Regions from separate parts of the Homo sapiens genome. Here region 2 is linked to region 1. Evidence: read pairs that join two places in POLR2A ChIA-PET (ENCODE). Cell type or tissue: HepG2. All regions are shown on one strand. Links, peaks and the distances in the headings refer to the core of each region. The heading gives the core; the rest is flanking DNA. Region 1 holds the start of CDK12 (cyclin dependent kinase 12). Region 2 overlaps SPMAP1 (sperm microtubule associated protein 1).

Region 1 (11,500 bases), core at 3,254-5,753:
GTAGAGACAGAGTTTCACTATGTTGCCCAGGCTGGTCTCGAACTTGAGCTCAGGCAATCCACCCACGTTGGCCTCCCAAAGTGTTACGATTACAGGCATGAGCCACTGTGCCCGGCCCAGAGGACTCTAAACCTAAAATCTAAACTAACAAATTGGTTTGTTGGGGAAAAAGAGCTATTGAAACTTTAGTTAAATATTTCTTCTTGTGTACAGCCTAAATGGAAACTTTCTGACTTGTTTTAGTAGATTTGCAGGCTAAGTATTGCCATCACCTGACTGATCACTTGGGGTTCACAGAGTTGCCCTGACTCTCTGCCCTTGAAGGTTATGCAAATAAAGCAAATGGAGCAGTCCTGGAATTTCTGAGTTCAAAGTTTTTCTGTATAATGAAGCAACCCTTATTTTACAAAAGCACAGATTGGATCAATACCTGCAGTTTACAGTAGATATTGTATTTTAAAATTTAGATACAGCCTGAGATTTTCTGCTGCAGAATTTTATTCACCAAAAAGAGGAATACCATGTTAGGGAGATTATCTAAAAGAAAGAGAGAGAGAGAAAGAAAGGAAAAGAAGGAAGGAAGGGAGGGAGGGAGGAAGGAAGGGTAGTTCAATACAAAGTACTGGTTTAGTATGTAGAAGTGAGGTGTCCCGGCTCCAGGCACTTTCTACACTTAAGTGTCAACATGGTCCAATCTAACTCCTTCTCAGTGTCAGTTTAACCTATATTAGATGTCGATAATAAGTGGCTCACGCCTATAATCCCAGCCCTTTGGGAGGCTGAGGTGGGTGGATCACTTAAGGTCAGGAGTTCGAGAACAGCCTAGCCAACATGGCCAAAGTCTGTCTCTACTAATAATACAAAATACAAAATAATACAAAAAAATTAGCCGGGCATGGTGGCGCATGCCTGTAATCCCAGCTATTTGGGAGGCTGAGGCAGGAGAATTGCTTGAACCTGGGAGGTGGAGGTTGCAGTGAGCCAAGATCCTGCCAGTGCACTCCAGCCTAGGCCACAGATTGAAACTGTTCTCAATAAGCATAATAATAATAATAGGCCTGGTGCGGTGTGGTGGCTCATGCCTGTAATCGTGCCACTGCACTCCAGCCTGGGCGACAGAGGGAGACTTAGTCTCAAAAAAAAAAATAAAAATAGTAATAAAAATAACATAATTTCATTAGTTTATTTATTCAATTGAAATTTATTGACGGGATTAAAAGAGTTCCGTGAAAAATTTTAAAGTGCTATAGAAATTCAAGATATTATAAGTTCAAAGTTTCAGGGATAAAGCTTCATTCTTTCATTAGTTACTGGTCTCTAATTGGCTTCAAGAGGCAGTAACAGATAATTTTGAAAGGTTCAGCCAGGTGCAGTGGCTCACGCCTGTAATACAAACACTTTGGGAGGCCGGGGCGAGCAGATCACGAGGTCAGGAGATCAAGACCATCCTGGCCAACACAGTGAAACCCGGTCTCTACTACAAATACAAAAAATTAGCCGGGCATGGTGGCAGGCACCCGTAATCCCAGCCATTTGGGAGGCTGAGATAGGAGAATGGTGTGAATCCGGGAGGCGGAGCTTGCAGTGAGCCGAGATCGAGGCGAAGCTTGCAGCGAGACGAGATCGCACCACTGCACTCCAACCTAGGTGACAGAGTGAGACTCCGTCTCAAAAAAAGAAAAAAAGTTTCTGCTGGTGTTTAATCTGGATAATCAATTTAATTCTTCCAGATTTTGACACATCACCGATGCCTTCTGTCGTCTTCACTTTTCCATTCTACTGTGGGTACATCGTGAATTAAAAACTTGATCTCAGCCAGGCACAGTGGCTTGCACCTGTAATCCCAGCACTTTGTGAGGCCAAGGCGGGGGGTGATCACAAGGTCAGGAGTTCAAGACCAGCCTGGCCAAGATGGTGAAACCACGTCTCTATTAAAAATTAAAAAAAAATCATCTGAACATGGTGGCAGGCGCCTGTAATCCCAGCTACTGAGAAGGCTGAGGCAGAGAATTGCTTGAACCTGGGAGGCGGAGGTTGCAGTGAGCCGAGATGAAGCCATTGCACTCCAGCCTAGGCAACAGAGGGAGACTCCATCCCAAAAAAAAGGCCAGGCATGGTGGCTCACACCTGTAATCCCAGCCCTTTGGGAGGCCAAGGCGGGTGGATCATGAGGTCAGGAGTTCAAGACCAGCCTGATCAACATGGTGAAACCCCGTCTCTACTAAACATACAAAAATTAGCCAGGCATGGTGGCGTGTGCCTGTAATCCCAGCTACTAAGAAGGCTGAGGCAGGAGGATCGCTTGAATCAGAGAGGCAGAGGTTGCAGTGAGCCAAGATAGTGCCACCGCACTCCAGCCTGGCAACGGAGCAAGACTCCATCTCAAAAAAAGAAATTAAAAATAAAAACCTGATCTCATTTAAAAGACAGAAAAATCAGGGTGAATTTTATTGAACTCATGACAACAAACCCATGCCAACACTTACTATGGCTGACTGGTCACTACATTTAATCAGCCCAGGAAGTCTCATGCCATCTGTCATCATGTAAAACATTCAAGGCCAGACACAGTGGCCCATGCCTGTATTCCGAGCATCTTGGGAGTCCAGGTGGGAGGATCCCTTGAGCCGAGGACTTCAAGAGCAGCCTGGGCAACATAGCAAGACCCCGTCTTTACAAAAAATAAAAAAAAAATTAGCCAGGCTCTGTGGCTTACACCTGTAATCCCAGCCAGGAGAGGCTGAGGCTGGAGGATTGCTTGAGCTCAGGAAGTGAAGATGGCAGTGTGTCAGCCGGACACAGTGGTTCACACCTGTAATCCCAGCCCTTTGGGAGGCCAAGGTGGGTGGATCACCTGAGGTCAGGAGTTCGAGACCAGCCTAGCCACATGGCGAAACCCCATCTCTACTAAAAATACAAAAATGAGCCGGGCATGGTGGCAGGCGCCTGTAATCCCAGCTACTCAGGAGGCTGAGGCAGGAGAATCACTTGAACCCAGGAGGTGGAGCTTGCACTGAGCCGAGATCGTGCCATTGCACTCCAGCCTGGGGGACAAGAGCGAGACTTCATCTCAAAAAAAAAAAAAAAAAGACTGCAGTGTGTCATGGTCATACCACTGTACTCCAGCCTGGGCAACAGAGCAAGACCTTGTCTCAAGAAAATAAATCCAGGTTGTCCTGGCAACACTGTACTCCAGCCTGGGCAGCACAGCAAGACCTTGTCTCAAGAAAATATATCCAGGGTGTCCTATCCTCCTATAGCGGTGAATAAGGAGTGTTCACAACTGAGTTCCAGTACTTGTGTTTTTCTTTTCTTTTCTTTTTTTTTTTTTTTTTTGGAGACAGTTTCACTCTTGTTGCCCAGGCTGAGTGCAATGGCACCATCTCATCTCACCGCAACCTCCACCTCCCGGGTTCAAGCAATTCTCCTGCCTCAGCCTCCCTAGTAGCTGAGATTACAGGCATGTGCCACCACGCTGGGCTAATTTTTGTATTTTTAGTAGAGACGGGGTTTCTTCTTGTTGGTCAGGCTGGTCTTGAACTCCTGACCTCAGGTGATCTGCTTGCCTCGGCCTCCCAAAGTACTGGGATTACAGGCGTGAGCCTCCATGCCTGGCCCGTGTTTTTCTTTTTTCTTTTCTTTTTTGAGGCAGGTTCTTGTTCTGTTACCCAGGCTGGAGTGCAGTGGCATGATCATGGCTCATTGCAGCCTTGACCTCCTGGGCTCAAGTGATCCTCCCATCTCAGCCTCATAGTAGCTGGGACTATAGGCAAGCAACACCATGCCTGGTTAATTTCTTGTTTTTGTTTGTTTGTTTTTGGTAGGGACGGAGTCTCGCTCTGTCGCCCAGGCTGGAGTGCAGTGGCGTGATCTTGGCTCACTGCAAGCTCTGCCTCCTGGGTTCAAGCAATTCTCCTGCCTCAGCCTCCCGAATAGCTGAGAATACAGGCCCACACCACTACGCCTGGCTAATTTTTTTTTTTTTTTTTGAGACAGAGTTTCTCTTTTGTTGCACAGGCTGGAGTGCGATGGCCCAATCTCGGCTCACTGCAACCTCCGCCTCCTGCGTTCAAGCGATTCTCCTGCCTCAGCCTCCCGAGTAGCTGGGATTACAAGCATGGGCCACCATGCCCAGCTAATTTTTTAGTATTTTTAATAGAGACGGGGTTTCTCCATGTTGGTCGGGCTGGTCTCGAACTCCCGACCTCAGGTGATCCGCCCGCCTCAGCCTCCCAAAGTGCTGGGATTACAGGCGTGAGCCACCAAGCCCGGCGGCTAATTTCTTTTGTATTTTAGTAGAGATGGGGTTTTACCGTGTTGCCCAGGCTGGTCTCAAACTCCTGAACTCAGGCAATTTGCCTGCCTCGGCCTCCCAAATTGCTGGGATTACAGGCATGAGCCACCTTGCTCGGCCTGTCATTTCTTGTATTTTTTTGTAGAGACAGATGTCTCAACATGTTGCCCAGGCTGGTCTCCAATTTCTGGGCTCACGAATTCCTTCCATGTTGGCCTTCCAAATTGTTGGTTTTACAGATGTCAGCCACCACACTCAGCCCTTTTTTCTTTTTGTTAGCCACTTTTTTTTTTTTTTAGATGGATTCTCACTCTGTTGCCCAGGTTGGAATGCAGTGGTGCAATCTTAGCTCACTGCAACCTCTGCCTCCCAGGTTCTAGTGATTCTCATGCCTCAGCCTCCTGAGTAGCTGGAATTACAGGCATATGCCACCATGCCTGGCTAATTTTTGTGTGTGTGTATATATAAATATATATATATTTTTTTGTTGTTTGTTTGTTTGTTTTTGAAACAGAGTCTTGCTCTGTCACCCAGGCTGGAGCGCAGTGGCACGATCTTGGCTCACTGCAACTTCTGCGTTCTGGGTTCAAGCGATTCTCCTGTCTCAACCTCCTGAATATCTGTGATTACAGGCGATCACCACCACGCCTGACTAATTTTTGTATTTTTAGTAGAGATAGGATTTCACTGTGTTGGCCAGGCTGGTCTTGAACTGCTGACCTCAAGTGGTCCTCCCACTTCGGCCTCCCAAAGTGCTGGGATTACAGGCATGAGCCACAGTGCTTGGCCTCTAATTTTTTTTTTTTTTGAGGCAGAGTCTTGCTCTGTTGCCCAGGCTGGAGTGCAGTAGCGTGATCTCCCCTCACTGCAATCTCTGCCTCCCAGTAGCGTGATCTCCCCTCACTGCAATCTCTGCCTCCCGGGTTCACACCATTCTCCTGCTTCAGCCTCCTGAGTAGCTGCGACTACAGGCACCCGCCACCACGCCCAGCTAATTTTTTTGTATTTTTAGTAGAGACGGGGTTTCACCGTGTTAGCCAGGATGGTCTCGATCTCCTGACCTCCTGATCTGCCCGCCTCGGCTCCCAAAGTGCTGGGGTTACAGGAGTGAGCCACTGCGCCCGGCCTATTTTTGTATTTTTAGTAGAAACAGGGTTTCACTGCATTGGCCAGGCTGGTCTTACTCCTGACCTCAAATGATCCTCCCCTCTTGGCCTCCCAAAGTGCTGGGATTACAGGCATGAGCCACTGCTCCCAGCCACTTCTTTTTTCTTGATAGCATTAATTTTACTTCCATAGAAGATCAAAAAGTTGTCGTGGAAAACTTGGTCTTTTTATTTTTTAAATTTTTTTATTATTTACTTATTTATTTTGAGACGGAGTCTTGCTCTGTTGCCAGGCTGGAGTGCAGTGGCGCGATCTCGGCTCGCTGCAACCTCTGCCTCCAGGGTTCAACCTCTGCCTCAGCCTCACGAGTAGCTGGGACTGCAGGTGTGTGCCACCAAGCCCAGCTAATTTTTGTGTTTTTAGTAGAGACGGGGTTTCCCCATGTTGGCCAGGATCGTCTCCATCTCTTGACCTTGTGATCTGCCCACCTTGGCCTCCCAAAGTGCTGGGATTACAGGAGTGAGCCACTGTGCCTGGCCTGATCTTTTTATTTTAGAACCAATATTTATGGACTCAATCATTTAGAGACGGCGGGCGTGGTGGCTCACGCCTGTAATCCTAACACTTTGGGGGCCAAAGTGGATGGAATGCTTGAGCCCAGGCATCTGAGGTCAGACTCGGCAACATAGCCAGCCCTCCATCTCTACAAAAAAATAAAAATAAAAATTAGCTGGGCTGGTGGCCTGTGGCTGTAGTCTCAGCTACTCAGGAGGCTGAGATGGGAGGATCACCTGAGCCCATGAGGGGAAGGCTACAGTGAGTTATGATTGTGCCACTGCACTCCAGCCTGGGCGACAGAGCGAGACCCTTCACACACACACACAAAATTAGGTTAAAAAAAAAAAATGTTTTGGATCGCCCTGTGAGCAAAAGGAACAAGAACATTTACAGAGAGTGATTTTTGAGAATTGAGACTACCTTAATTCAGAATGTTTTCTGGTCCTGAATTTACCAGCTGAACTTCTCCGTTTTGGACAAGCCCCTTCATTTCTCCATGCCTTAGTTTTCTCACTTATACAACCTATTTCAGAGGACTGTTGTGAAGATGGAATGACTTAAGGTAGGCGAAAGTTTTTTAAAAAGTAATAAATGAGGGGCCAGTGTAAGATAGTGTTATTTTCTTGTTAATTAATACTATGCTTTTCTTGTTCATATTATAATCTTTTGTATGAGGATGAAAGGCTAAATTATCCAATAACGGCCATGGGAGGATCTCAAGATGGGATGAGCTTTTAGGTTCTGAGATTTGAAGCAAAGATTGGTAAGGAGACAACACCATAGGATGGAAGAGCTTGTGTTTTAGTCTCAGAAAGACATGAATTTGAATGTTGACTGTGGCACTTGTTGGACCAAATTATTCAACTTCCCTGAGGCTGGGATTCCTTTTCTATAAAACAGGGATGAAAATCTCGTGTTTTGCAGGATAATTGTGAAAATTAGAGATAATGTATGTAAAATTCTTGGCAGGTAGCACACACCCTATATGTGGGAAGCACTGTTAAAACACTCAGGGACTTGGGTTGAAATGTCCCGACATTTGTCTTTTGCTCTGTAAAAAATAATCTCAACCGGGCGCGGTGGCTCAAGCCTGTAATCCCGCCACTTTGGGAGGACCAGACGGGCAGATTGCTTCATTCTAGGAGTTCAAGACCAAGGATCGCGGATTGCTTGAGTCTAGGAGTTCGAGACTAGCCTGGGCAACATGGCGAAACCCCATCACTACGAATAATAGAAACAAATTAGCACGGCGTGGTGGCGCGACTCTATAGTTCCAAGTACTCGGCAGGATGAGGTGGGAGGATTGCTTGAGCCCAGGAGGTGGAGGCTGCAGTGAGCCGAGATCGTGCCACTGCACTCCAGTCTGGGCAAAAGAGAGAGAACTTGTCTCAAACAAACAAAAAAATGGCCCGGCGCGGCGGTTCACGCCTGTAATCCTAGCACTTTGGGAGGCCGAGGCGGGAGGATCACTTGAGGTCAGGAGGTCGAGACCAGCCTGGCCAACATGGTGAAACCCTGTCTCTACTAAAAACAAAAAAGTTAGCCGGGCGTGGTGGCGGGCGCCTGTAATCCCAGCTACTCGGGAGGCTGAGGCAGGAGAATCGCTTGAACCCAGGAGGTGGAGGTTGCAGTGAGCCGAGATCGCGCCACTAACACTCCAGGATGGGCTACAGAGCGAGACTCCGTCTCAAAGGAAAACAAAAAACAAACAAAAAAAAGTCATCCTGGTAGTTAAAAGATTTGTTAAAAAGGATGTTGAAATTATTTTGTCACGGAGCCTGGGAGTGTTTGTTTAATCAGTTACCGATAAAGTTTTGGTTAAAAAAAAAAAACTCGGTTTGTTCCGTTTCAATAAAGCTTTGCTCAAACGGGGAGCTCCGGGAGCTCATCGCGAGACTCAGGTGAAACGCGTTTCTAGTTTGGGACCTGATCTCGCGTTGTTTGATAAGCAGGGGAATGAGGTGAAAGCGAAGCACGAAACATCGCGAGAGGCTACTGGACTCTCGCGACGATTTCTGGGATTGCCCCTCCCCCCTTCCCCAAGTGCCGTTTCGGTTTAATCTAGTGTGTGACTGGGTCTGTGTGAGGGAGAGAGTGTGTGTGGTGTGGAGGTGAAACGGAGGCAAGAAAGGGGGCTACCTCAGGAGCGAGGGACAAAGGGGGCGTGAGGCACCTAGGCCGCGGCACCCCGGCGACAGGAAGCCGTCCTGAACCGGGCTACCGGGTAGGGGAAGGGCCCGCGTAGTCCTCGCAGGGCCCCAGAGCTGGAGTCGGCTCCACAGCCCCGGGCCGTCGGCTTCTCACTTCCTGGACCTCCCCGGCGCCCGGGCCTGAGGACTGGCTCGGCGGAGGGAGAAGAGGAAACAGACTTGAGCAGCTCCCCGTTGTCTCGCAACTCCACTGCCGAGGAACTCTCATTTCTTCCCTCGCTCCTTCACCCCCCACCTCATGTAGAAGGGTGCTGAGGCGTCGGGAGGGAGGAGGAGCCTGGGCTACCGTCCCTGCCCTCCCCACCCCCTTCCCGGGGCGCTTTGGTGGGCGTGGAGTTGGGGTTGGGGGGGTGGGTGGGGGTTGCTTTTTGGAGTGCTGGGGAACTTTTTTCCCTTCTTCAGGTCAGGGGAAAGGGAATGCCCAATTCAGAGAGACATGGGGGCAAGAAGGACGGGAGTGGAGGAGCTTCTGGAACTTTGCAGCCGTCATCGGGAGGCGGCAGCTCTAACAGCAGAGAGCGTCACCGCTTGGTATCGAAGCACAAGCGGCATAAGTCCAAACACTCCAAAGACATGGGGTTGGTGACCCCCGAAGCAGCATCCCTGGGCACAGTTATCAAACCTTTGGTGGAGTATGATGATATCAGCTCTGATTCCGACACCTTCTCCGATGACATGGCCTTCAAACTAGACCGAAGGGAGAACGACGAACGTCGTGGATCAGATCGGAGCGACCGCCTGCACAAACATCGTCACCACCAGCACAGGCGTTCCCGGGACTTACTAAAAGCTAAACAGACCGAAAAAGAAAAAAGCCAAGAAGTCTCCAGCAAGTCGGGATCGATGAAGGACCGGATATCGGGAAGTTCAAAGCGTTCGAATGAGGAGACTGATGACTATGGGAAGGCGCAGGTAGCCAAAAGCAGCAGCAAGGAATCCAGGTCATCCAAGCTCCACAAGGAGAAGACCAGGAAAGAACGGGAGCTGAAGTCTGGGCACAAAGACCGGAGTAAAAGTCATCGAAAAAGGGAAACACCCAAAAGTTACAAAACAGTGGACAGCCCAAAACGGAGATCCAGGAGCCCCCACAGGAAGTGGTCTGACAGCTCCAAACAAGATGATAGCCCCTCGGGAGCTTCTTATGGCCAAGATTATGACCTTAGTCCCTCACGATCTCATACCTCGAGCAATTATGACTCCTACAAGAAAAGTCCTGGAAGTACCTCGAGAAGGCAGTCGGTCAGTCCCCCTTACAAGGAGCCTTCGGCCTACCAGTCCAGCACCCGGTCACCGAGCCCCTACAGTAGGCGACAGAGATCTGTCAGTCCCTATAGCAGGAGACGGTCGTCCAGCTACGAAAGAAGTGGCTCTTACAGCGGGCGATCGCCCAGTCCCTATGGTCGAAGGCGGTCCAGCAGCCCTTTCCTGAGCAAGCGGTCTCTGAGTCGGAGTCCACTCCCCAGGTGAGCTATTTGTCTAACAGTCCTTCCTCATTTAGGGTGGGTTGCGAGGAATTGGCATTCAGCGTGTTAACATTGTCTGGAAGCCCGCAGTGTTCATCATTGACTAGAACACTTTGCTGTTGGCTAGTCATTCCAGTGTGTGAATCTGTCTCCCCTTAACCCAGAATTCGAGAAGTGAAGAGTACATAGGCCTCAAACCGCCAAAGGTAGGTACTTCCAGTGGTGGGGTCTTCAGTTGTAAGCTTCTGAGTGAGAAACGTCAAAGGCTTCTGCTTAGTGAGTGGATGGAGTTGATACTAGTTCCCAGAGCATGTCTAGCTATTTCTGTTGCTTAGTTTTATATTTTTAAAAATCACATTGGTATTTGTGCTTTAGACTCTATGGGACCTGGTTGAAGACTTAAGAAATTGGTATGGAAGTTACTTGCCTAGTTTATCCTATTTGTGTTGTCCACTGAATCCCCAAACCTGTACATTTATTCATTTCCTACTTGGCACTGTTTTAATTATTTACAAAAGATTCCTGTCTTTTAACTGATGTTTTAGTGGAAATTCAGCTGATTAGTCTGTTACCCTTTTAATGGTATAACCTAGCAGAAATTGGTTCCAAGGACAATTTGGTTTTCTTTACAGCATCATCACTGACCTACCTTGTGACCGCTGACAATTTTCAAAATCTTTCTCTAAAACACATAGTAATAATGCCTTCTTTATATTTTTGCGAGAAAGGCATGCTAGTTTGAAATTTTGTTGTTAGAGTGAATTATTTGGAAAACTGTGTTCTTGTTCCTAGGTAATGAGATGTATCTCCTTTGTGGCCTCACTTCTGTTCACAAAAACAGAATGTGGGCTTTAGTTAGACCTTTGTGGAATCCTAATGTTGCTTTGTGACCTTTAGCAAATGAGTTAATTTCTCCTTGCCTGAGTTGCTTCAGGTGTAAAATGGGAATAATAAATACCTACTTTTAAGGGTTGTGATGATTAAATTAGTCAATTTGAAGTGCATAGCACAGTGCCTTGTACATAATATCACTCAGTAAATTATGAGTGAGGATGTTGAACACTGGTAGAGAAATTGTGCTAATTTGAAAAAAATTCATGCATGACTTTTTTTTTTTTTGAAAGACAAGATCTTGCCCTGTTGCCTAGGCTGGAGTGCAGTGGCATCATCTTGGCTCACTGCAGCCTTGACTTCCCAGGCTCAAGCAATCCGTCCACCTCAGCCTCCTGAGTAGCTGGGATTACAGGTTCATGCCACCATGCCTGGCTAATTTTTTTTTTCTTTTTCTTTTTTTTTTTTGTAGAGACTGGGTTTTGCCCTGTTGCCCAGGATGGTCTTGAACTCCTGAGCTCAAGCAATCCTCCTGCCTCCCAAAGTGCTGGGATTACAGGCATGAGCCACCACGCCTGGCTCATGCATGGCTTTTGTATTTCAGTGTAATTTTTGCTGACTTAAAGTTACAATTCATAAATGGTGTGAGTACATCAAGCTGCAGAGTGTTCCTAGCTGTCAAGGGCTGGAGTTCTTAATGTTTCCTCCTCCATTTTATTATAAAAAATTTTCCAGCACAGAAAGGTTGTAGTGAACACCCATATATGTAACAGCAAGATTCTACAATAAATATTTGCTGTATCCAGGCTGGGCAACATAGTGAGGCCCCGTTCTCTACAGGAAAAAAAAAAAAATTAGCTGGTCGCGGTGGTGCACATCTGTAGTCCCCACTGCCTGGGAGGCTGAGGTGGGAGGATTGCTTGAGCCTAGGAAGTCAAGGCTGCAGTGAGCTGTGATCACACCACTGCACTCCAGCCTGAGCAACAGAGTGAGACCCTGTCTCAAAAAAAAAAAAAATTGGGCCAGGAGTGGCTCAC
Region 2 (11,500 bases), core at 4,106-6,605, 630 kb before region 1:
TTTACTTAAAAGAAAAGCAGGCTCACTGCTGTAGTCCCAGCACTTTGGGAGGCCGAGGCAGGTGGATCACTTGAGCCCAGGAGTTGGAGACCAGCCTGGGTAACGTGGTAGAACCCTGTTTCTCAAAAAATACAAAAATTAGCAGGACATAGTGGCATGTGCCTGTAGTCCCAGCTACTCAGGAGGCTGAGGTGAGAGACTGCCTGAGCCCAGGAGGCAGAGGTTGCAGTGATCCAAGATCATACCACTGCACTCCAGCCTGGGCAACAGAGCGAGACCCTGTTTCAAAAAATAAAAGAGGGCCGGGCGCAGTGGCTCACGCCTGTAATCCCAGCACTTTGAGAGGCCAAGACAGGTGGATCACCTGAGGTCAGGAATCCAAGACCAGTCTGGCCAACATGGCGAAACCCCGTCTCTACTAAAAATACAAAAAAATTAGCTGGGCGTAGCAGTGCACGCCTGTAATCCCAGGTACTTAGGAGGCTAGGCAGGAGAATCGTTTGAACCCAGGAGGCAGAGGTTGCAGTGAGCTGAGATTGCACCACTGTACTCCAGCCTGGGTGACAGAGCCAGACTCCACCTCAAACTTAATTAATTAATTAATTTAATTAAATAAAGAAAAGCAAGCAGAGCACAGTGGCTCATGCCTGTAATCCCAGCACTTTGGGAGGCTGAGGTAGGAGGACTGCTTGAGCCCAGGAGTTTGAGACCAGCCTGGGCAACACAATAAGACACTGTCTGACAAAAAAATAAAAGGAAGAAAAAAGGAAAGAAAAGCAATGCTTTGGGAAAGAGTCTGGCAGTTCCTCAAAAGGTTAAACTTAGTTACCATATAACCCAGCATTTCTACTCCTGGGTATATACTCCCAAGAGAAATGAAAGCATACATCAATACAAAATATTGCCCATGAATGGCTTTTTATTTTGTTTTGTTTTGAGACAGAGTCTTGCTCTGTCTTCCAGGCTGGAGTACAGTGCTGTGCTCTTGGCTCACTGCAACCTTCACCCCACTGGTTCAAGCGATTATCGTGCCTCAGCCTCCCAAGTAGCTGGGATTACAGGCGCACACCACCACACCCGGTTAATTTTTTTGTATTTTTAGTAGAGAGGAGGTTTCACCATGTTGGCCAGGCTGGTCTCCAACTCCTGACCTCAAGTGATCTGCCCACCTCGGCTTCCCAAAGTGCTGGGATTATAGGTGTGAGCCACCACACCTGGCCAAAATCTTGTACGTGAATGTTCATAGTAGCCGTTATTCATACCAGTTAAAACATGGGGGAGGCTGGGCATGGTGTTTCATGCCTGTAATCCCAGGACTTTGAGAGGCCAAGATGGCCAGATCATTTGAGGCCAAGAGTTGGAGACCAGCCTGGCCAACATTGCAAAACCCTAAAAATACAAAAATTACTAAAAGTAAAAAATTAGCTGGGTGTGGTGGTGCACATCTGTAATCCCAACTATTCAGGAGGCTGAGAACCCAGGATTTGGAGGCTGCAGTAAGCCAAGATTGTACTACTGCACTCCAACCTGGGCAACAGAGTGAGACTCTGTCTCAAAAATAAAGTAGGGCAGAGAATCAAAACATATCCATTACCTGATGATGATGAATAGATAAAGTATGGTATATCCACACAGTGGAATATTATTTGGCCATAAAAAAAGAAGTACTGGCTACACATGGTGGCTCATGCCTGTAATCCAAGCACTTTGGGAGGCTGAGGCGGGCAGATCACGAGGTCAGGAGATCGAGACCATCCTGGCTAACACAGTGAAACTCCATTTCAACTAAAAATACAAAAAATTAGCTGGGCGTGGTGGCACATGCCTGTAGTCCCAGCTACTTGGGAGGCTGAGGCAGGAGAATCGCTTGAACAGGGGGGCGGAGGTTGCAGCGAGCCAAGATTGCACCACAGCACTCCAGCCTGGGTGACAGAGTGAGACTCCATCTCCAAAAAAAAATAAAAAAGAAGTACTGTTAAGAGCTACAACATAGATAGACTTTGAAAACAGTATGCTAAGTGAAAAAAGCCAGTCACAAAAGACCACATGTATCATTCCATTTATAGGAAATTTCTATAATAGGCAAATCAATAGAGACAGAAAGTAGATTAGTGGTTGCCTAGAGATGGGTAGGTTGGGAGGAAATAGGAAGTTGACTGCCAATGGGTATGGAGTTTCAGTTTGGTGTGATGAAATTGTGCTAAAATTGATTGTATCGATGGGTGAACAACTTTGTGAATATACTAAAAATGATTGAATTGTAGGCTTTTGTTGGCTGAATTGCACGGCATGTAAATTATATCAATAAAGCTATTAAAGAGAATCAGTATTACTTGCCATAAATAGAATGGAAACTAAAAATGACTTTTTTTTTTTTTTTTGAGATGGGGTCTTGCTCTGTCCCCAGGCTGGAGTGCAGTGGCACGATCTCAGCTCACTGCAACCTCTACCTCCCAGGTTCAAGCGATTCCCCTGCCTCAGCCTCCCAAGTAGCTGGGATTACAGGCACGTGCCACCACACCCGGCTAATTTTTTATATTTTTTAGTAGAGATGGGGTTTCACCATGTTGGCCAAGATGGTCTCAATCTCCTGACCTCATGATCCGCCCGCCTCGGCCTCCAAAAGTGCTGGGATTACAGGCGTGAGCCACCGCGCCCGGCCTAAATATGACATTATTAAACACTAACTAGATACATTTTATTTTTCTTGAAATGGGTCTCAATATGTTGGTCAGGGTCTAAATATATTGGTTAAGCTGATCTCGATTCCTAGACTCAAGTGATGCTCCCACTTCAGCCTCCAGAGGAGCTGGGATTACAGGCTGGAGCCACCACTGTGCCTGACAGGAGGAATTCTTATTTGGTGCCAGCTCTCTAACACTTCTAAATCTTCTAAATCCAAAGTGCAAGGATTACAGGTGTGAGCCACCACGCCTAGCCAATCTCCCTCTCTTTTATTCAAAGAGTGTACAGTGCTGGGCATGGTGGCACATACCTATAATCCCAGCTACTTGGAAGGTTGAGGCAGGAGGATCACTTGAGCCCAGGAGTTGGAAGCTACAGTGAGCCGTGATTGTGCCACTGTAGTTCAGCTTGGGTGACAGAGTGAGAGTCCATCTCTTTAAAAAAAATTTTTTAAACGACTTTTTTCTTAAGTTACTGAGGATAGGAAAGGGAATAATTTTTTTAATTCTGTGATTCAGTGTTTTTGTCTATCTCCAGTCAAATTGCAAATGCCTGCAGTACCCATCCCACACTTGGGACAAACAGACACAAGATGTGAAGCTGGGCACGGTGCTCACACTTGTAGTCCCAGCACTTTCAGAGGCTGAGGTGGGAGAATCACTTGAGCCCAAGAGTTGGAGACCAGCCTGAGCAACAAAGCAAGACCTCCTCTCTACTTATGTTAAAAAAAAAAAAAATTAGCCAGGTGTAGTGGCATATGCCTGTAGTCCCAGTTGCTGGGGAGGCTGAGGCAGGAGGATTACTTGAGCCCATGAGTTTCAGGCTGCAGTGAGCCGTGGTCATGCTACTACACTGCAGCCTGGGTGACAGAGCGAGACCCTCTCTCAAAAAAAAAAAAAAAAAAAGATGTAAAGCTGAAGTACACCACCCAGAATGTGACATATGCCCCTTCCATTTAAGCAATAAGCAATTCTTTTTCATCTTATTTTATTTTATTTTATTTTTTTGAGAGGGAGTCTTGCTCTGTCGCCCAGACTGGAGTGCAGTGGCCTGGGTTCACGCCATTCTCCTGCCTCAGCCTCCTGAGTAGCTGGGACTACAGGCATCCACCACCACCACACCCAGCTAATTTTTTGTATTTTTAGTAGAGACGGGGTTTCACCGTGTTAGTCAGGATGGTCTCAATCTCCTGACGTCATGATCCGCCTGCCTCGGCCTCCCAAAGTGCTGGGGTTACAGGCGTGAGCCACCGCGCCTGGCCTCCTTTTCTCTCTTTTTTCCTTCCTTCCTTCTTTCCTTCCTTTTCTTTCTTTCTTTCCTTCCTTCTTTCTCTCTCTTTCTTTTCTTTCCTTCCTTCTTTCCTTCATTTTCTTTCTCTCTTTCTTTCCTTCCTTCCTACTTTCTTTCCTTCTTTTCTTTCTCTCTTTCTTCTTTCTTTCCTTTCTTCCTTCTTTCTTTCTTTTCTTTCTTTCCTTCCATCTTTCTCTCCTTTTCTTTCTTTATCTTTCCTTCCTTCTTTCCTTTTCTTGCTTTCCTTCTTCCTTCCTTTTTTCCTTCTTTTCTTTTTTTTTTCTTTTGAGATGGAGTCTCACTCTGTCACCCAGGCTGGAGTGCAGTGGCGCGATCTCGGCTCACTGCAAGCTCCGCCCCCCGGATTCATGCCATTCTCCTGCCTCAGCCTCCCAAGTAGCTGGGACTACAGGCACCCGCCACCACGCCTGGCTAATTTTTTTGTATTTTTAGTAGAGACGGGGTTTCACCGTGTTAGCCAGGATGGTCTTGATCTCCTGACCTCATGATCAGCCCGCCTTGGCTTCCCAAAGTGTTGGGATTACAGGCGTGAGCCACTGCTTCGGCCTCTTTTTTTTTTTTTTTTTTAGGAGAGAGAGTCTCACTCTTTTTGCCCAGGCTGGTGCAATCTCGGCTCACACAATCTCCACCTCCCAGATTCAAACGATTCTGGTGCCTCGGCCTCCCAAGTAGCTAGAATTACAGGTGCACGGCACCATGCCCGGCTAATTTTTATATTTTTAGTAGAGACGGAGTTTCACCATGTTGGTCAGGCTGGTCTCAAACTCCTGACCTCATGATCCACCCACCTCGGACTCCTGAAGTGCTGGGATTACAGGCGTGAGCCACCGCACCCGGCATTTCTCTCTCTCTCTCTCTTTTCCTTCTCTCTCCTTTCTTCTGTCTTTCCTTCCTTCTTTTCTTTATTTCTCTTTCTATTCTTCCTTCCTTCTTTCTTTCCTTCTTTTCTTTCTTTCTCTTTCTTTCCTTTTCTCTCTTTCTTTCTTTTTTTTTTTCCCAGAGTCTCACTCTGTCGCCCAGGCTGGAGTGCAGTGGTGCGATCTTGGCTCACTGCAAGCTCCGCCTCCCGGGTTCACGCCATTCTCCTGCCTCAGCCTCCCCAGTAGCTGGGACTACAGGCGCCCACCACCATGCCCGGCTAATTTTTTGTATTTTACGTAGAGACAGGGTTTCACCGTGTTAGCCAGGATGGTCTTGATCTCCTGACCTCGTGATCCACCCGCCTTGGCCTCCCAAAGTGCTGGGATTACAGGCGTGAGCCACCGCACCAAGCCTTTTTTTTTTTCTTTCGACAAAGTCTCGCTCTGTCGCCCAGGCTGGAGTGCAATGGCGCGATCTCAGCTCACTGCAACCTCTGCGTCCCAGGTTCAAGCGATTCTCCTGCCTCAGCCTCTCAAGTAGCTGGGATTACAGGCGTGCACCACCACGCCCGGCTAATTTTTTGTATTTTTAGTAGAGACAGGGTTTCACCATATTGGTCATGCTGGTCTTGAACTTTTTTTTTTTTTCTGGACAGAGTCTCACTCTGTTGCCCAGGCTGGAGTGCTATGGTGCGGTCTCGGCTCACTGCAACCACTGCCTCCCGGGTTCAAGTGATTCTCCTGCCTCAGCCTCCCGAGTAGCTGGGATTACAGGTGCGTGCCACCACACCCGGCTAATTTTTTGTATTTTTAGTAGAGACGGGGGTTTCACCATGTTGGCCAGGCTGGTCTCGAACTCCTGACCTCGTGATTCACCCGCCTCGGCTTCCCAAAGCACTGGGATTATAGGCGTCAGCCACCGCGCCTGGCCCTGGCCCTTCTTTCATGTTTTAATTCGAGGCAGCTTTGCATGTACTAAGTTTTCAAAAGTACGTGCATTTTTATCTATACTCTGACACACACCCAATTACCAAATTGTGTTCACAGCTCTGTCAGACTCACTCACAGATTTAGAATCTCCTCAGGGACTTGGTCTTAATTGAAGACAAATGAGGTCCCAGATGGGCTTTTTGTCCTAAAGGTCAGCTGGAATGTGGGAGGAACAATTTCAGCACAAGAGCAAGTTGAAAGTTGCTTCATCTTTTCAGGTGATACTGTGGCTGACAGTATTTACTGTTAAATGGAGTGGAAGTGAGAAAACACCACAGAAGGGGGCACCTAGATTCGAACCGGGGACCTCTTGATCTGCAGTCAAATGCTCTATCCCTGAGCCCTACCCCCTCTACCTGTAATAAGCTTCTTCCGTGTCCACTTACGGTGACTCAATACAATCAAGTTCCACCCACACGAGTTCTGGCAAGCTTTGTGTTCTAAAGCCCCACCTTCTTAATTATCCATCATCTGCTTTGGCTTTTCCCTTGGCCACCAATAAACTGAAAGGGAACACTTGAAAAATGACATCCTGGGCCGGGCAGGTGGCTCACGCCTGTAATCCCAGCACTTTGGGAGGCCGAGGTGAGGTCAGGAGTTCGAGACTAGCCTGACCAACACGGTGAAACCCCGCCTCCACTAAAAATACAAAAAAATTAGCTGGGCATGGTGGCAGGCACCAGTAATCCCAGCTACTAGGGAAGCTGAGGCAGGAGAATTGCTTGAACCCCGGGAGGCAGAGGTTGCAGTGAGCTGAGATCACACTACTGCACTCCAGCCTGGGCTAACAGAGTGAGTCTCTCTCTCCTTCTCTCTCTCTCTCTATATGCATATATATATACATAAACATATATATATATACATAAACATATGTGTATACACACACACACACACACACACACTCACACACAAACATATATATATGTTTAGTAAAGACAGGGTTTCGTCGTGTTGCCCAGGCTGGTCTCAAGTGATCCACCTGCCTGAGCTCAAGCAATCCTCCCATCTCGGCCTCCCAAAGTGCTGGGATTACAGGCGTAAGCCACGGAGCCTGGCCTTTGCTCCGTTCTTTTTTTTTTTTTTTTGAGACGGAGTCTTGCTCTGTTGCCCAGGCTGGAGTGCAGTGGCGCGATCTCGGCTCACTGCAAGCTCCGCCTCCCGAGTTCACGCCATTCTCTCGCCTCAGCCTCCCGAGTAGCTGGGACTACAGGTGCCCGCCACCAAGCCCGGCTAATTTTTTTGTATTTTTAGTAGAGACGGGGTTTTAGTGTTAGCCAGGATGGTCTCAATCTCCTGACCTTGTGATCCACCTGCCTTGGCCTCCCAAAGTGCTGAGATTACAGGCGTGAGCCACAGCGCCCGGCCCTTTGCTCTGTTCTTGATGGAAACAATAGCCAGCTCTGACCTGGGGCCCTGCTGATAGCTGGGGAAGTGCTTTATTGAGGTTGAGTAGTGTGGCTCCTTCTTATCCCACTGGTAGGGGAGAACTGAAGCCCCTCCTTTCAAACCTGGCACTCGTTGGTATGGAGTGCAAGGGCGTAGGCCTGAGAAGCCCTTTCTCCTCTCACCTTCTCTCCAGAGGGAAGAGAAGCTGAGGGTAGAACTGGCTCCATCCTCTAATCTCAGGGAAGAAACAGCACACGTGGAGACACAAATTAATTTTTTTAACGTAAAATAACACTAAGAGTTCATCTAAACATTTGTCTTAGAAATTCAGGTCGATGGCTATGAAGGGAAAAGATGCTGTTAGAACAGAGGGAAGTGGGTGACCTCTCCGAAGACGGACGTGCTCTGACGGAGGGCTGGAGTGTTCCTGCGGTAGCCAAACCTTCCATTGAACCCATCGATCGGTTTCAGATCAGCATTGTAGTGGTCATGCCCAGTCACCTGCTGGAGAGAATGCCCTTGGGGACAAGGAGAGAGAGGCCTGAGCCTGCATTCAGCCCACCTCTTGGCTTCCCCATTCCCCTGGGTGTGGTATGGGATGCCAACCAGGCGTAGTCACTTGCATTCCCCATGCTGAACACGCAATCCACAAGTGTCCTGAGACTCTGGGCTGAAAAGCCAAGGGCTGGTGAGGTTGAGGGGCAGAAGGCTTCCTAGAAATAAAACCCCGCACCAGGAATAATTGCAGGAAAACTGTGAATGGTTTGTGCTGGGACAGGAAGGGCCAGAAATTCTGGGCTTGGCAAAGCTTGCCTTTCTCCCACAAGAAATGAGAAAAATCTCACCCTTGCCTCTGACCCATGTGGAAAAAATGGATGAGATCAAGATCAATTGAGCCAAATGGCACAAAGTATCATGTGACTAGAGGAGTGGCCCAGGATGGTGGAGCCAGGCTGGGAGGAGGGTTTACCCTGTTAGAAAAATATCTCTCAACTCTTTCCCATTGTTGTTAACCTGGGCCTGGAAAATGAGCAGGATGCAGCAGTGAGGGGAACAGGGGCTTCAGAGTTGGGAAGAGCAGAATCTTTTTGTTTGTTTGTTTTTGAGACAGAGTCTTGCACTGTCGCCCAGGCTGGAGTGCAATGGCGCAATCTCGGATCACTGCAACCTCTGCCTCCCGGGTTCAAGAGATTCTCCTGCCTCAGCCTCCTAAGTAGCTGGGATTATAGGTGCCTGCCACCACGCCCGGCTAATTTTTTGTATTTTTAGTAGAGACGGGGTTTCACTATGTTAGCCAGGCTGGTCTCGAACTCCTGACCTCGTGACCCGCCTGCCTCGGCCTCCCAAAGTGCTGGGATTACAGGCATGAGCCACTGCACCAGGCCAGGAAGAGCAGACTATTAATCCCAGCTCAGCCCTCTTGCCAAATTACTTTAACTCAAGAAACTTGTTTTCCTACCTGTGCCATGGGGTTAGTGTGAGGGTGAAAAGTGCCCAACAAATGGCTCATGTCTGTAATGCCAGCACTTTGGGAGGCTGAGGCCAGAGGATCACTTGAGCCTAGGAGTTCAAGACCAGCGTGGGCCACATAGGGAGACTCCATCTCCACAAAAAATAAAAAATTAACTGAGTGTGGTGGTGCACACCTGTGGGCCCAACTGCTCAGGAGGCTGAGGTGGGAGGATTGCGCAAGCCCAGGAGGTCAAGACTGCAGTGAGTAGTAATTGTGCTACTGCATTTCTTTCTTTCTTTCTTTCTTTTTTTTTTTTTTTTTTTTTTTGAGATGGAGTCTCGCTGCATCGCCCAGGCTGGAGTGCAGTGGCACGATCTTGGCACACTGCAACCTCCGCCTCCCGGGTTCAAGCAGTTCTCCTGCCTCAGCCTCCCAAGTAGCTGGGATTCCAGGTGCGAGCCACCACGCCTGGCTAATTGTTTTTTTGTATTTTTAGTAGAGACAGGGTTCAACCAGGTTGGCCAGGCTGGTTTGGAACTCCTGACCTCAAGTGATCCACCCGCCTCAGCTCCCAAAGTGCTGGGATTACAGGCGTGAGCCACTGCACCTGTCCGTGCTACTGCATTTCATGCATTCCAGTTTGGGTGATAGAGTGAGACCACGTCTCAAAAAAAAAAAAAATGAGGTCTGACATACAGTACTGGTGCTTATTAACTAATATTAGGGGGCACTGTGGCACCATCTGCTCATGTATGTGAAGAAAAGCTGGAAGGATGCAGTCCCTTTGCCTCTTCCCCTCAACCAGGCCTTGCTATGGCCCAGGAACCATGATGAGGCTAGAAATGGAGGCAGCACTTGCCTGTCCCTGCCCAATTTCTCCTGTTGAGGTATCTTTGTCCTTGCCCGAAGATGTGGATGTAGTCTACTATCCAGCCATCCCTTCCTGTACCGCCATGATCCTGAAAGTGGGCAAGAGAAAGTGGGCAAGAACACTGTCAGCCACAATGCTGAGGGGGACACAGTGCAAACTGCCCTGGGGTTTGCTGTGGGGATAGGGAAGAGGTCAGAGCCTTAGGTAACTGGTGCAGACAGATTAAATATATTTAAGAACCAGACCGGGTGCAGTGGCTCAGGCCTCTAATCCCAGCACTTTGGAAGGCCAAGGTGGGTGGATCACCTGAGGCCAGGAGTTCGAGACCAGCCTTGCCAACATGGTGAAACCCCATCTTTACCAAAAATACAAAAAATTAGCTGGGCATGATGGCAGGCGCCTGTAATCCCAGCTGCTCAGGAGGCTGAGGCGGTACAATTGCTTGAACCCCGGAGGCAGAAGTTGCAGTGAACCGAGATCCTGCCATTGCACTCCAGCCTGGGCAACAAGAGCCAAACTCCATCTAAAAAAAAAAAAAAAGAAAAAAAGAAAAAGAAAAAGAAGAACCTATTGCCTCTCCGGGAGGGGCAGTTGAGCTTGGCAGCTGAAGGCTCAGTTTCTGCTGCCAGACAGGCTGGGTTCTAACTCCAGCTCAACCATTAACAGGCTTTGTGACCTTGGGCCAATTACACAGCTTCTCTGGGCCTCAGTTTTCCCATCGGTAAAAGGAGTATTGCTGTGAGGTTTGTTTTTTGAGACACAGTCTTACTCTGTCACCCAGACTGGAGTGCAGTGTTGCCATCTCGGCTCACTGCAACCTCCGCTTCCTGGGTTCAATTATCCTGCCTCATCCTCCTGAGTAGCTGAGATTACAGGCACGCGCCACCATGCCCGGCTAATTTTTGTATTTTTAGTAGAGACAGGGTTCACATATTGGCCAGGCTGGTCTCAAACTCTTGAACTCAAGTGATCCACCCGCCTCGGCCTCCCAAAGTGCTGGGATTACAGGATTGAGCCACTGTGCCTGGCTTGCTGTGAGACTTAAGTGATTTTGTTCAGATAAAGGGCCTGGCATAGTAAAGTTTAATAAATGTTATCTTTATTTAAATGAAAATAATACCTACCACAAATGGTGGTTTTGATAATTAAATAATACTTTTAAAAATTAAACAGATTGGCTGGGAGCAGTGTAATCCCAGCACTTTGGGAGGCCAAGGCTGGAGGATCTCCTGAGGTCAAGAGTTGGAGACTAGCCTGGCCAACATGGCTAAACCCGGTGTCTACTAAAAATACAAAAATTAGCCAGGTGTAGTGGCTCATGCCTGTAATCCCAGCTACTCAGGAGGCTGAGGCAAGAGAATTACTTGAACCCAGGAGACAGAGGTTGAAGTGAGCTGAGATCGTGCCACTGCACTCCAGCCTGGGCAATAGGGCGAGACTCCACCTCAAAAATAAAATAAAATAAAATAAAAGATTAGCTGCTGGGCATGGTGGCACACGCCTATAGTCCCAGCTACTCAGGAGGCTGAGACTGGAGGATTGCTTGAGCCCAGCAGTTCAAGGCTGCAGTGAGCTGTGCCACTGCACTTCCAGCCTGTGTGACAGAGTTGCACTCTGTCTCAAAAAAGAAAATTAGAAAGCCTTTTTCAAGGCCGGGTGCGGTGGCCCACGCCTGTAATCCCAGCACTTTGGGAGGCTGAGGCAGGTGGATCACTTGAGGTCAGGAGTTCGAGACCAGCCTGGCCAACATAGTGAAACCCCGTCTCTACTAAAAATACAAAAAACTAACTGGGTGTGGTGGCGGGCGCTTGTAATCTCAGCTATTCAGGAGGCCGAGGCAGGAGAATTGCTTGAACTTGTGAGGCAGAGGTTGCAGTGAGCTGAGATGACGCCACTGCACTCCAGCCTGGATGACAGAGTGAGACTCTGTCTCAAAAAAAAAAA

Evidence for each region. ChIA-PET counts read pairs that join two places held together with the same protein. Peaks named below come from ENCODE experiments on the same cell type or tissue, not always from the same donor. Only the 100,000 strongest peaks of a DNase experiment are listed, where the experiment ranks them.
Region 2: POLR2A ChIA-PET joins it to region 1 with 5 read pairs; 4 of 35 experiments call an interaction of 5 or more read pairs at or near these places.

Annotation. Positions count from the first base shown.
Region 1 is chr17:39,453,486-39,464,985 of GRCh38, forward strand. CDK12 (cyclin dependent kinase 12) reads left to right here and starts at 8,001. Exons shown (of 14, transcript NM_016507.4): 1 at 8,001-9,632. The coding sequence starts at 8,587. RefSeq lists enhancers at 7,778-8,702, 8,063-8,112, 8,203-8,262, 8,428-9,627, 8,653-8,782. In HepG2, for the core only: no CTCF peak of the experiment used is centred there; a DNase peak (open chromatin) is centred at 4,526.
Region 2 is chr17:38,827,597-38,839,096 of GRCh38, forward strand. It overlaps SPMAP1 (sperm microtubule associated protein 1), which reads right to left. Exons shown (of 3, transcript NM_001080465.3): 2 at 9,545-9,644; 3 at 7,490-7,750. The coding sequence ends at 7,593. Among named protein-coding and RNA genes, the nearest start is that of MIR4727, 7.5 kb to the left of the region's middle. In HepG2, for the core only: no CTCF peak of the experiment used is centred there; no DNase peak of the experiment used is centred there.